Regions from separate parts of the Homo sapiens genome. Here region 2 is linked to region 1. Evidence: chromatin contacts called from ENCODE Hi-C or POLR2A ChIA-PET data. All regions are on one chromosome and are shown on one strand. The core of a region is the stretch at or near the end of the contact, and the rest is flanking DNA. Distances in the headings are between cores, read along the strand shown.

Evidence for each region. A loop is a pair of places that touch in the nucleus more often than their neighbours do. ChIA-PET counts read pairs that join two places held with the same protein, here RNA polymerase II (POLR2A). Pooled maps may share reads with other maps.
Region 2: a map of breast epithelium shows a loop between it and region 1 (7-fold over the local background). The contact joins two enhancer-like sites. A Hi-C loop is called at or near these places in 4 of 168 maps with a recorded cell type or tissue (breast epithelium, endothelial cell of hepatic sinusoid, heart right ventricle and 1 more), 11 of 37 single-sample maps with no recorded cell type and 13 of 50 pooled maps. POLR2A ChIA-PET finds 5 or more read pairs at or near these places in 1 of 52 experiments (activated B cell).

Annotation. Positions count from the first base shown.
Region 1 is chr18:63,047,456-63,053,828 of GRCh38, forward strand. No RefSeq gene overlaps it. Among named protein-coding and RNA genes, the nearest start is that of BCL2, 270 kb to the right of the region's middle. Within about 2 kb of position 3,381, at least 2 of the 41 ENCODE cell types and tissues checked have a DNase peak (open chromatin) inside an H3K27ac peak, as active enhancers do.
Region 2 is chr18:63,108,295-63,114,667 of GRCh38, forward strand. No RefSeq gene overlaps it. Among named protein-coding and RNA genes, the nearest start is that of BCL2, 210 kb to the right of the region's middle. Within about 2 kb of position 3,782, at least 6 of the 41 ENCODE cell types and tissues checked have a DNase peak (open chromatin) inside an H3K27ac peak, as active enhancers do.

The sequences.
Region 1 (6,373 bases), core at 2,131-4,630:
GCCATGCTGGTGTTGAACTCCTGACCTCAGGTGATCGGCTCATCTCAGCCTCCCAAAGTGTTGGGATTACAGGCGTGAGCCACCATGCCCAGCCTGTGATTTGTTTTTGACTTGTAAATTTGTTTTTATAAATCAATGCATAAGAGCTATGAGTATAAAGGATTAAATATGGAGTTTTGTATTTGTAAGCAGCATTACTATAGAAAAAAATTTAAGGCAATAAAGGGGGTCCACAACATATTTTCCCCTGAAAAGGGGTCCAGGCCAGGCGTGGTGGCTCACACCTGGAGTTCCAGACTTTTGGAGGCTGAGGCGGGAGGGTTGCTTGAGCCCAGGAGTTCAAGAGCAGCCTGGGTAACATAGTAAGACTCCATCTCTAAAAAAATTTTAAAAATTAGCCAGGTGTGGTGGCATGCATCCGTAGTCCCAGCTACTCAGGAGGCTGAGGCAGGAGGATTGCTTGAGCTGAGGAGTTCAAAGCTACCATGAGCCATGATGGCACCACAGCACTCCAGCCTGGGCAACAGAGCGAGACCCTGTATCCAAAAATAAAAAATAAATTTAAAACTGTTCATATGTTGCTGAAGCTTAAAAACACTCAGGTGACAGCAAAGGGAACATTTAGCCACACCGGGCATTGGAGGCTGGTTGCCTGTTCACAGAAGCACAGGTGAAAGAGAATGAAAAACTGTTCTGTCTTATATCAAGAAACCCAAGTTACCTGAAGAATGGACTTCAGACCCTTCTCCTGTAGCTTATATAATAATTGAAACAAAACTAGATTTCTCTTGCACACATGTTTTGGCTGACATTTAATTTTTTCATCATATGTTAATATAGTCACAAAAGACATACTTTATGTTGTAAAAATTGGATTTAAAGAACTGTTGGAGTACTCTTTTACATATAAATAACGGAGTCTAAATACCATGAGCGTTGAAAACCATCAACATTGACTTAAAAAGGATGTGGACCTCTGTTGCTTAACTTTCAGAACTGTTTATAATTTCTTTCTCTTCTTGAACCCACATTTCCATTGTACTTCTCCCATGGAATTTTATCCCGTTGCAATATCTTTATGCTTCAAGGCATTAATCAATCACTCAGTCCTGATTCTTTGCCACAGAAATATGCCCATAAATTGGAATTTCAAGCTTTTTAAACTTTCAGTAGCCATAGGGTACTAGGCATTAATTTTTATCTGGACTGATTTATTGCTATAATTGTTATTAGTTTACAATTCATCAAAACAACATAAATATATTTCAAATGTTGACATATAATTATTATATATAAAAGTAAACTGCTGTTGAAAATGTCTCTCTAGATATGGATTTATCTATAGGTGAATATTACTTATTGCTGGAGTAAGACAAGGTTCAGCTTCAATTCTATTCCTAGTTTTCATTTTTACACATGTAAGCTCTAAAAAAATTTTGTTCTATAAATAAATGGCAGGCACTTTGTTACAACAGTGACATCCAACTCTTTGAACTCTTTCCAAGGGATATTCCAAAAATCACCTAATAATCCCTCATCAAAAATTAAAAAAAATCCATCATCGGCCGGGCGCCGTGGCTCACGCCTGTAATCCCAGTACTTTGGGAGGCTGACGCAGGCAGATCACGAGGTCAGGAGATCGAGACCATCATGGCTAACATGGTGAAACCCCATCTCTACTAAAAATACAAAAAATTAGCCAGGTGTGGTGGTGGGTGCCTGTAGTCCCAGCTACTCGGGAGGCTGGGGCAGGAGAATGGCGTGAACCCAAGAGGCGGAGCTTGCAGTGAGCTGAGATCGCGCCACTGCACTCCAAGCTGGGTAACAGGGCGAGACTCCGTCTCAAAAAAAAAAAAAAGAAAAAAATCCATCATCAAAAATTGTTTTTAGTATTCTATCAGGTGACAACTCAATTAGCTTCTCCTTTAATTATAATAAAAGCCAATACACTCTCCCTAAAAAAGGAAACCATCTGATTTACAAAAGATTCAAAAGATTTGTTATTCAATCATTGGAGTCATTTAATTTTCCAACTTTGGGAAAAATAACCAAAAATGATGATTAATTATATCTATTTATTCTTACATTTAGGCATTTTGTTTCACCCACTGTTACCAGAAAGTGTTAGGGAAATCTAAATACTGTTAATTTCAATATGCCTTTGCCAATAGACTATTTTTGATAAAATGCTTTTACCTTATCAAGGGCTTTACATCTATTTTATTTGAGACATTGGAGCTGCTAATTTAGTTCATTTAATTTATGGAAAATGTCTGTCATCCTATGAACAAATTGATAAAGTCAATCCTCATTGTCTAACCAATCAGTGAAATTACTGAGGCTTTCTGTTAGAAACAATCCGCCCTCATTCCTCAATTCAAGTGAATGTGTTAAGATGTGTCTCTGAGACAGTATCTCACTTCAAAGAGTGCTGTGGGATAAAGCTTACAGACTTGCCACCCACTGCATGTGAGTTTCTCTCCTTGCTTGCTTTCTCTCTGGTGGCAAGTTCTCTGTCAATACTTAGGAGATAGAAGAGGAGAAACAACAGTTTAAAACAGTCTGAGCATCTAAGTTGGATTAAAAAACTCCATCTCTGAAGCTATGTTTTCCTTTAACAGAAATATGTGTGACTGCAAGTTTATGATGTTTTGATTAAACACCAATATGTCAAATTGCCCTTGGCTTGATGCTCTAGTCTTTATGTTCTGGGGCACCCACAAGAGGTGCACTTTTCTTTTGTAAGGAGGGAGAAGAGCAGTTGTGAATGGGAGGTTGGCAAAGGAGACCTGGTCCGTTCTCAGCAGGTCAGTATCTGTCAAAATTCTCAAGGAAGTTGCAGATCTGGAAATCTGTTTGCATTAACCCAACTCTAGAGTGCCTACGCCTGTGGAGGCCCACAGACTTTTGAGGAGAGGTACAAAGAGTTGGATTAACAAAAATATACTCCCAGATCCCCAACTTCCCTGGGAGTCTTGCCTGATACTGATGTTCCTCTTGCCTGAAAGAGTTCCTACCACCACCCAGAAGGTTAGCAAAGCAACCCTCCTTTCTATTCTATAGGGTTTATGAATGAGGACCAGAGGCTTCCAGACCCTTCCCTTCACCCCTACCCCAGACCTGCACCCTCTCCAACCACATGCTCAATGTTGGGAAGAGTCAGGTGCATGGTGCCTTTAAATATGAAACTTAGAATGCAAGTTAGGACCAACATGATTAAAATATTCTTTTTTTCTTTTTGAGACAGGGTCTTGCTCTGTTGCCCAGGCTGGAGTGCAGTGGTGCAATCATAGCTCACTGCAGCCTCGACCTCCTGGGCTCAAGCTATCCTCCCCACCTCAGCTTCCTGAGTAGCTGGGACCACAGGCATGCGCCGCCACCCTGGCTAATTTTTTTTTTTTTTTTTTGTAGAGATGAGGTCTTGTCATATTGCCCCTGCTGGTCTTGAACTCCTAGGCTCAAGCAATCCTCCCACTTCAACGTCTTAAAGTGCTGGGATTACTGGTGTGAGCCACTGCACCCAGCCTAAAATATGGTTCTGATTCTAGTAGACAATGAGTTTTCTGGAATAGTAGTGCAAATTTTAATCCAACCTAAAAAAATTCAAAATAATTATTAGTCAATATTCTAATTCACATTGTGGAGGAAAAACTTTTTGCTAGATTCACACGTCAGTAGTTTTATAAGCAGGCGTGAAAACACAGTAGTCAAGAAAAGGAAACCTCAATCAAGTAACAGCAGGAAGCCTTCACTCACTCCACCTCCAGTAGCCTTTAAAAACAGAAACAAGGGGCCGAGCGTGGTGGCTCATGCCTGTAATCCCAGCACTTTGGGAGACTGAGGCAGGTGGATAACTTGAGGTCGGGAGTTCAAGACCAGCCTGGTCAACATGATGAAACCCCATCTCTACTAAAACACAAAAATTAGCTGGGCATGGTGGTATGCACCTGTAATCCCAGCTACTTGGGAGGCTGAAGCAGGTGAATTGTTTGAACCCAGGAAGCAGAGGTTGCAGTGAGCCAAGATTGTGCCAATGCACTCCAGCCTGGGCTGCAGAGCAAAACTCCATCTGCAAAAATAAAAATTAAAAAAAAAAAAGAAAACAGAAACAAGCAACATATGACACACAAAATACACCTCTCCTCGAGCAAAGGCTAGAGCATTTTTCCAAGATGGGTTTTTCTTGAAGTTTGTTTCAGAGGGAGTAGAAAGGCCAGGAATCACCGCAGATGCACTTGAGCCCCACTGGGAAGGGAGACGGCCTTATCTCGAGCACTGGCTTGGAGGATGGGGGCTGGGAATATGTAGGAGGGAAAAGAAAAGAATGAGCTTGTCAAGTTTTGGTTGTCTCAGTGCTTCTGAAATAGGTGGAAATTATAGCTCAAGTCCCTTCACCATGGGAACATCTGGAATATAAGTACTTCTGTGCACATTAAGAGGACTATTTATAGTTTTCTACGAATGTTAGGGAAGGCAATTATGTAAAATACTACTATATTATTAGGTATCTGAAAAATACCAGGCTTGCAATAACTGTTTGCAAAGATCTAAAAGCGATTCAGACTTTCACAGATCTGTCTTCTCCAAGTCGGTAAGTACTGGTTTATTTTCCTGATGCAGCAACACCACTCAATTTGAGCTCAAGTCTCTGCTGACACCAACAAAGTGATGTCATCAGGCGTGTTCATCCTGCTGGAGTCCTGTTGGTGCTGGTTATACCACTTGAACTGAGGAAATGTAAGCCCACTTCTGGGATTATCTGGAAAATCCTCCAGCACAGAACTGTGGCTGTTTCATGACCAAGTGGAAGAGGCTACAGATTCCCACAAAGAACTACAGGCATGAGGAGCTTGCTCTTTAGACACTGAGGTGTCTTGATTATGAAGACCTTCTGAGGGTGGCTGGCAACTTTCTGACTTTTAAATATCTGTACCTCCTCAACACTGGCAGCTTTTCAATTATATGAGGTTGTCATGTTAGGTTTCAAAGCATATTTCTGTGGTTGTTACAGCCCATGAGCCTGGGGCAGCGATGGTCAAGACTCTGGTCGACACTTGGGAAAAGCCATTGAGATTTGGCCCTTTGATCGCTTTACTGGTTTTGGACAAGTTTTGTTTTAGTGTCTTCCAAGAATTGATGGGAGGTGGGAGGAAAGGCAGGTGAATGCTTTGATGCCTAGGCTTCAGGTGTCTCCATAGCACTTAACACCGGACGGCTGTGTGTGTGCACTCAGCACTTGGAGACGTAGGGTTTTGGGGGCTGACAGGTGCTTTCCTGTCTCTATCTCATCTGGAAACTTTTCAGGGACATGATTAATAAGCCTAGGATTATTTCATGCTAGCTTATTGTAGGGAGATCTGTATAATATTGTAGTGAGGGTTTTTTTTTAAGTAACTAACAATGTAATTATAAATTACATTTTGCTCTAAGTTACAGTTATATGTATATATGTGTTTGTCTAGACAGATAGATAGATAGATAGATAGATAGATAGATAGATAGATAGATAGATAGATGATAGATAGATGGCTCTTTTGCTTTTGCGTGGCTCTGAAGGTTTTATTTTTCAGGCACTTTGGGAAGTGACCTAGTATGATGGAAAGAGCATGGAATGGAGATCCAGGAATCCTGGGTTTCAGTCTATGCTTTGAACTCATTCGCTAGGAGAATTTTCGTAAATTTCCTGGCTTCTCTAGGCCTTGACTGCATCTGTAAAATAAGTGACTTTGATGCTTGGGGATTCCTGGGATCACTCCTACGCCTAAGTTGTTTGTTGGTGAGATAAACCATACTGTTGGTTCATTCAAGCAACACCCCTGGCCAGGGAAGGGCTTCAACCCACAATATGGAGAAGGAAATTAGACAGCCAGGAAGCATGGGAATAGAGATAGACATAAGTACATACGTCATGGTTTTGTTGAAATAAATAGGAAAAAACTGGAAACACTGCCATGGTTAAATAAATGATCAACTGTCATAAGATGAAATAATATGTAATCATAAAAAGTATTATAAAGCATTTAATTATACAGAAAAAATCCTAATATGCATTAAGCTGTCAGAAAGCAGGCTATAAATAGTCTATCCAGCATATTCTCATTTTTGAAGAACAAAGGGGTTAGGATGGGACCGGGTGTCCAGGTAAAAGAATATTTTGGCAAATTTACAACTCAGAGTTGATTTACACATGGTTTTGCCATCATATACTGGAGCTTTTTCTCCTTTGAAATGTCTCCACTGTAATCAAGCAATTTTCTAAAGCAACACAAGACAATTAACAGTTCCTACCAACTCTCCACTCCACTGTTGCTTTAGGAAGCATTTCCCAGGCCTATTAAACAAGAACGTGAACGCTGCTCTCACGCAGAATAGG
Region 2 (6,373 bases), core at 2,532-5,031, 61 kb after region 1:
TGGGGTATTCACCTCTACCTCTCCATTGTATTTACATCAACGAGGAACCCCTTGGACCTGTCCTGTCCAATACATAACCACTAGCCACATGTGGCTATTTAAATTTAGATTAAGTTAAATTAAATTAATTTTTTTCTCAGTCATTTCAGTCACATTTCAAGTGCTCAATAGCCGCCCTGTGGCAGGTGGCTACTGTATCAGACAGTGAAGGTGCAGAATACTGCTGTCATTGCGGAAGGTCTATTGGAAGGTGCTGCTTCAGAGATCACCCAGCCAATGCCTTGATTTTTCTAGAATAAGAAACGGAGACCCATAAAGTTTAAATGACTTTTCCAAGAATATCCAGGAACGTATAATAATATGTTTCCTGGCCATTTTGGAATTCTTATCAGAGGAAGATGTTCTTTATTTAAGTCTTGATTTTTGAAAGAAATATTCCCCTTCAGATATAATTTGATTTTTACAAGTAAGATAATGTAATATAACAATGGTCTTGAACTATGAAAACACTGGATACATTTTGGAGAGGCTCACCGTGATATATTCAATACTATCGAAATGATTTTCTTATCTTTAGTGGCCAGTGAAATTTCACAAGAGAGAAGTCTAGATTAGTTTTTGGAGACCAAGAAACATTGGTGTATTTATTCCTTACCTGGGAGTGTGCTATTAATACGATTATGCTCCTGAAGACTCTTGGAAACCTGAGATCAGTTATATGAGAAAACCAAAGGGCCAGCTGTGCCCTGGAGTCATAGGAATCATTATTATAACGTCCACAGTCTGTCGGCATCATTGGTCAGACACAGGGTGAGAGGACAGTAATACAGGCTCACCACGACACGTGTGTCTTTAACATACTTCATAAACACTTAGCCTCCCTTACAGCCAAGACAGACAATAAATGTCTCTCTCACTCAACTGTGTCCAGGATTTACACAGTGCCTCATGCAAGGTCTCACTGCAGGCCAGAATTCACAGAGGGTGGGAGGGCTGAAGACTTGCTCCATTGCAGAAATCAACACAAAGAGCCATTGAGTGTTAAAGATGGGGGAATTCAGCACTTGAGGACTCAAAAAAGGTCCTCCTGTAGAAGGGGCCCAAAAAGTTCCTCTGAGAGTCGCCTTTCTTGCTAGACTTCTTTGTATACAATTTGTCGCTATGGAGAGAGATCAAAGGGAATTCTAGGCAATTGTTTTTAGTTACTAACTCAATGAAATTGATCTGCAATTATTCTAACAGGTAACTGAACCATGGTACAGAGAGAACATAAAATAAAGAATCTGGGCTTGCTGTGGTCTTTATTAATTTCTTCTTTATTATGAATACCTCTGCTATGTTCTTCTAAGCCCCCACCCTACCATATGCGATAAGAAAATATAAAAGAGAGCAGCATAGTGTCTACCATTGGCACAATGGGTTGTGTTTCTCTGACTTTGGGGCCTCGACTTGTTGGAGAAGACATCATGAAATGCTTGTGTCCCCCAAGGATGTGAGTTTATTGAGCAGACCCTCGAAACTGGGGCAGCAGTAGAAGCTCTGGTGAGCGTTTGGGGTAAATTTTATGATAGGAGGCTAGCATGCCAGAATAGGAAACCAACTTGTAAGGATGCAGAGGGCAAGACACTAGGTCCAGACGGGTCAGAGAGCACCAATCAAATGACACACATCTGGGTGAGTCAAATTCAGAGCCCAGAAGGTCAGAAAATTAGCAAACTCAACACTGGTATGCTGCTCTCTTTTGTAATTCTACCCCATATGAGTAAGCAAGGGCTCCTTGAATTTTCTGACAGTCAAGAGGGAGGATTAAGGAAGGACAGATGATGGGGTCTTCATAGTGGTTCCAAGAGTATCTTCCACCTATCGGGATGGGCCTTTCTCCCACTTGGGACTCAGCCTGGAGATGTGCATGCAGCTTCCTTGATGGGGCTGCTGGTTCACAGCACCCTAACCATTCAGGGGCTGGTAAATTTCCCTTTCTTGGGAATAATTCTTGGTCCCACAAGGTATTCTTCCTTACTCTTGACCTATTTTGAGGAGGAAATGGGGACAGGAACGATTATACAGCAGGTATTATCCCTGTATACTTTGGGAATAGAGCTAGGGAAGAATTTTGAGAGATTCAGAGTGGCGGTGAGGGCAAGATGAAATGAAACTGGAGAAAATTGCTGAGCTGTGGCTGTGTAATTGGAGGAGGCTAATCCTTGCAGAGAGGCACTTCTGGGCACCAGAACTTCTCTTCTGCAGATGACCATCTCCCTGAAGGCTGGCGCTTCTGGTTCAAGATGGCATGGATGGCTGGGAGCTGCCTGCACCAGCTGGTGGTGGTGGTGGGGACCCACAGGCCTGGGTGATATGGTCTGGCTGTGCCCCCACCCAAATCTCATCTTGAATTATAATCCCCACATGTTACAGGAGGGACCCAGTGGGAGGTAACTGAATCATGGGAGTGGTTTCCCCCATGCTTTTCTCGTGATAGTGAGTTCTCTTGAAATCTGATGGTTTTATAATCATCTGGCATTACTCCTGTGGGCGCTCATTCTCTCTCCTGCCACCCTGTGAAGAGGTGCCTTCTGCCATGATTGTAAGTTTCCTGAGGCCTCCCCAGCCATGTGGAACTCTGAGTCAATTAAATCTTCTTTCTTTATAAATTAGCAGCATTAATTTAGACAGACTAATACACTGAGGAAGAGTAGGGTGAAGGTTAGACTTTACATACATAGTACCATGCTGAGTTTGGTTTCAAGGGCCAAACTGGTGAACTCAGAAAGGGAAGCCTGATGTAGTTGGAAAAGTCAAACCTCAGCTCCACTACTACTAGCTATGAGGCTTTGTGAAAATAAATTAACCACTCTGAACCTCAGCCTCTTTATCTGTGGTGGTAGGCTGAATAATGACTCCTCCAAAGATGTCCACATCCAAATGTTCTGAAACTTGTGAATATGTAAACTTACATGGTAAAATTGACTTTGCAGTTGTGATTTAGTTAAGGATCTTGAGATGGGGGCAGAATTTTGGATTGTCTGGGTGGGCCCAACCTAACCCTAGAGTTGTTGTAAGAGAGAGGCAGATCAGAGTGAGAGTGAGGAAAGCAAAGGCTGGAGTGATGGGAGGAAGGGTCACCACCTACGGAATGTTGGGGGGCCTCTAGAAGCTGGAAAAGGCAAGGATACAATTCTCCCCTAGGGCCTCCAGAAGGGAGGCAGCTCTGTCTACAACTTGATTTTAGCCCAGTGAGACCTATAAAATGCAAAATAAAGGTACTCATCTCATAAGGCTGTTGCCACAGATTAAAGGAGACAATGTATCTGAAGCACTTAGCATAGTGTCTGCCACACACTAGGTGCTGGGTAAAAGGTAGATTATTTTATGCTTTTTTTTTAGAAATTATACGATCCGAGCCAGGGTTGGATTCCATCTGACTTAAAGCCCAACCACTACATTATAGTTAAAACAACTTGTAGTGGTTGGAAGTGGATGCAGTTCTTCCAAAGAATCCGTGGTAAAACATTTTAGGATTGCTGGAACTCAAGGAGATGCTTCCAAATTCTTTATCTCAGAAAACTTTTGGGACCCCAGCATCCCCTTTGGATAACCTGTTGCATCATCAGGCCTCCAGACATGAGGCTGAATTCCTGCATCTGAGTTCTGCACATCTTGGTGGTTTTTGCAGGATTGCATGTGCTCTTGAAGCACTGTCTCATATAATGTGGCAATGGAGACAAAAAAATGTCACCAAGGTGTGGCTATGGAGTGGGAGAGGAGGACTTAGAGGATGTCATTAGCAAATTGCTGGGTGGCTGCCAGGGTGTTGCAGAAGTCTGGTGACTTCATTTGATAATTTGCTGATCATTCAAGTTTATTCCTTTCTAGGTTCCTGTCATCCTCACTGGCTTTGTTTTGCAGCTGAGAGACTGAATATACAAATGGGCAATGGCCAGACCAGATATAAAAATAGAATTCAGACCCACAGTCTACAGCAGCCAGCCCAGGAAACCAGCTCATGACCTACTGTTACCGGCCCAGGAAACAGGTCTGCTATAAATCAGACTTGCAGGAAGTCAGATCACTGTCTGTAGAAACAACCCATGAAGCCAGACAATAACCTCTGTACAATTGCCCCCAAATGGCCAGGAGTTAATTAATAATGGACTGCTTCCTTGATTTTCTTCCCTGATTCCAATTTAGGACCAACCAGAGAAAGCCAATATGCACCTCTAATTATTCATGTAGGATGTCCTGCTTCTAATTAGCCCACCTCCATGTAGGCGCCCCCACCCTATGCCAACAACCTCCCATCAGGGTGAGCTCAAAGCCTTCCCTCTTTGCCATTTTAAAGCTTTCCCACTTATCTGTTTGCCTTTGATTCTCTGCCAAAATGCAAAAGATAGTGAGTGGCCGACTCCCTTAGTATATATAGCAAGCTCTGAATAAATAGCCTTTGCTTTTCTCATTTGGTTGGTCTGCATTTATTTCCACATGCCGTACAACTAGCACATGTGAATTTGGAGGTAAGGACACGTTCTACACTCTTGGACCCAGACAAATTTGGTCTCACGTGATTGGATCAGAGGGACAACACTTGTGGTCTCATGAAGCGCCAAGGCCTTCTTGGTTCCTGTCTTTGTGGCGTGTGGATGACTTCTCTAGGAGCAGGAGATGACTGTGATGGAATAGTGACTAAGTTCTATTTGAACTTGAATTAGTTATGGCACAAATGGGTGGAACATAAAAGAAGTAATTAGTAAAGGCAAATGGGAAAAGCCCAAAATTGGAATTTTGTTTTTAAATAACACTTGGGAGAGAACAAATTAGGAATGAAGACAACCTATTTCCCCATTCCCTGGCACACAGATCTCATTTTAAATAAAACAATAAGGAGGTAAGTTTTAAGTGGTGTCATAGGGAATGTTAGAAGCTAATGTTACTAATCTAAAAACTATCACTGCAAGGAAATATCCAGGTGGTTATGGGGCAGAGATATTGCAGGAAGTCTCTGCAGATATCTCAAATTGTTGGTCTTTGAAAAAAAGGTCCACATGTGATGCTCTCTGCAGTGTCATTGTCAAGATCATAACTAAGTTTATTGTAAGCCATTATCAAGATGCATTCTCATGTTGTGTACCTGGCTCCAAGGACCACAGTTGATTATTATCTTGGGGGACGTTTATTATTCCCTCTCTGTCTTTGTAAATAAAAATGACAAGTCAAAGTTTGGTAGTAGTTGAGAAAATTGTTGACGTGTAATTACAGGAATTTGCTTCTTTGGTTCAGTTTGTTACTTTGAATCTTTACACTGTCTGCGTAGCTATTGTGGATTTATTATTTTCTGTAGCTGCACAGAAAATAATGTTTTAATGGTTTTTCATAATAAATAATATTATTTTCCATTTTATGTGGCATGAAAACTCTTTCACATTCATCACTTTGATCTCCCTGACTCCACTACCCCGTATGAGGCTGGTAGAATATGGTGGGACAAGTGTCACAACCCATTGAACTGATGATCAAAGATGCAAAGAGGCCACATGTTTTGCCCAAAGTCGTGCACTTAGCAAGCCAGAATTCAAACCCTGACCTGATATCAAGAGTTTACTGCCTGTCAAGAGGACTTGCAATCCTTCCACTGGACACATTTCAGATTTAGTTTCCCCTTTGAACTGATAACAACTGTTTCAAAAGTAAGAACCTTTTTGGATTAAGCTTGAAAAAGGAGAATTGAGGGAGTTGGAGAAGATGTTTTCCTGTTTTAACAACTTAATTAACAAGTATGGGGTGAGGTGGGGAGCAGCGGGGGCCTGAAGAGGAAGTCGTTTTGCAGACACATCACTTGTGCATGAGATGTCAAATATCTGTACACAGGGTCTGGTCCGGTGCTATGGTCCAGCATGGTGGCCACCAGCCACATGTGGCTCTTGAGCACTTGAAATGTGGCTCACTCACACTGAGATATGCTGCCACTGTCAATTCCACATTGACTTCAAAGCCTTAGTATGAAAAAAAAAAAATAGCCTATTGTGGTGTTATGATAGGTACTGGTTTTCCTCCGTGGTTCCTGGCTTGTGACTCGCATAGCCTTTGTTACCATCTTTTATTATGATGTTGGGTGTGTTAAGTCTCTGACCTACTTCTGCCCCTTTTCACCTGCCCCAGGGCAGGACTCTACTGCTTTTCTGATTGAGGTTCTTTTCTTTTTTTCAGGCTTAATTCACTTTATTTTTCTTGTATAAAAACCCTATGTTGTAGCCACAGCTGGAGCCTAGGTCCACTGCACAGAGACTCCGTGCAGCTGATTGAGGTCCTTAAGACCTTCCTATGAGTGGTTCCTACCCTGTGCCCTGGGGAAAGGAATGCTGACATCATGAAGCTTCCA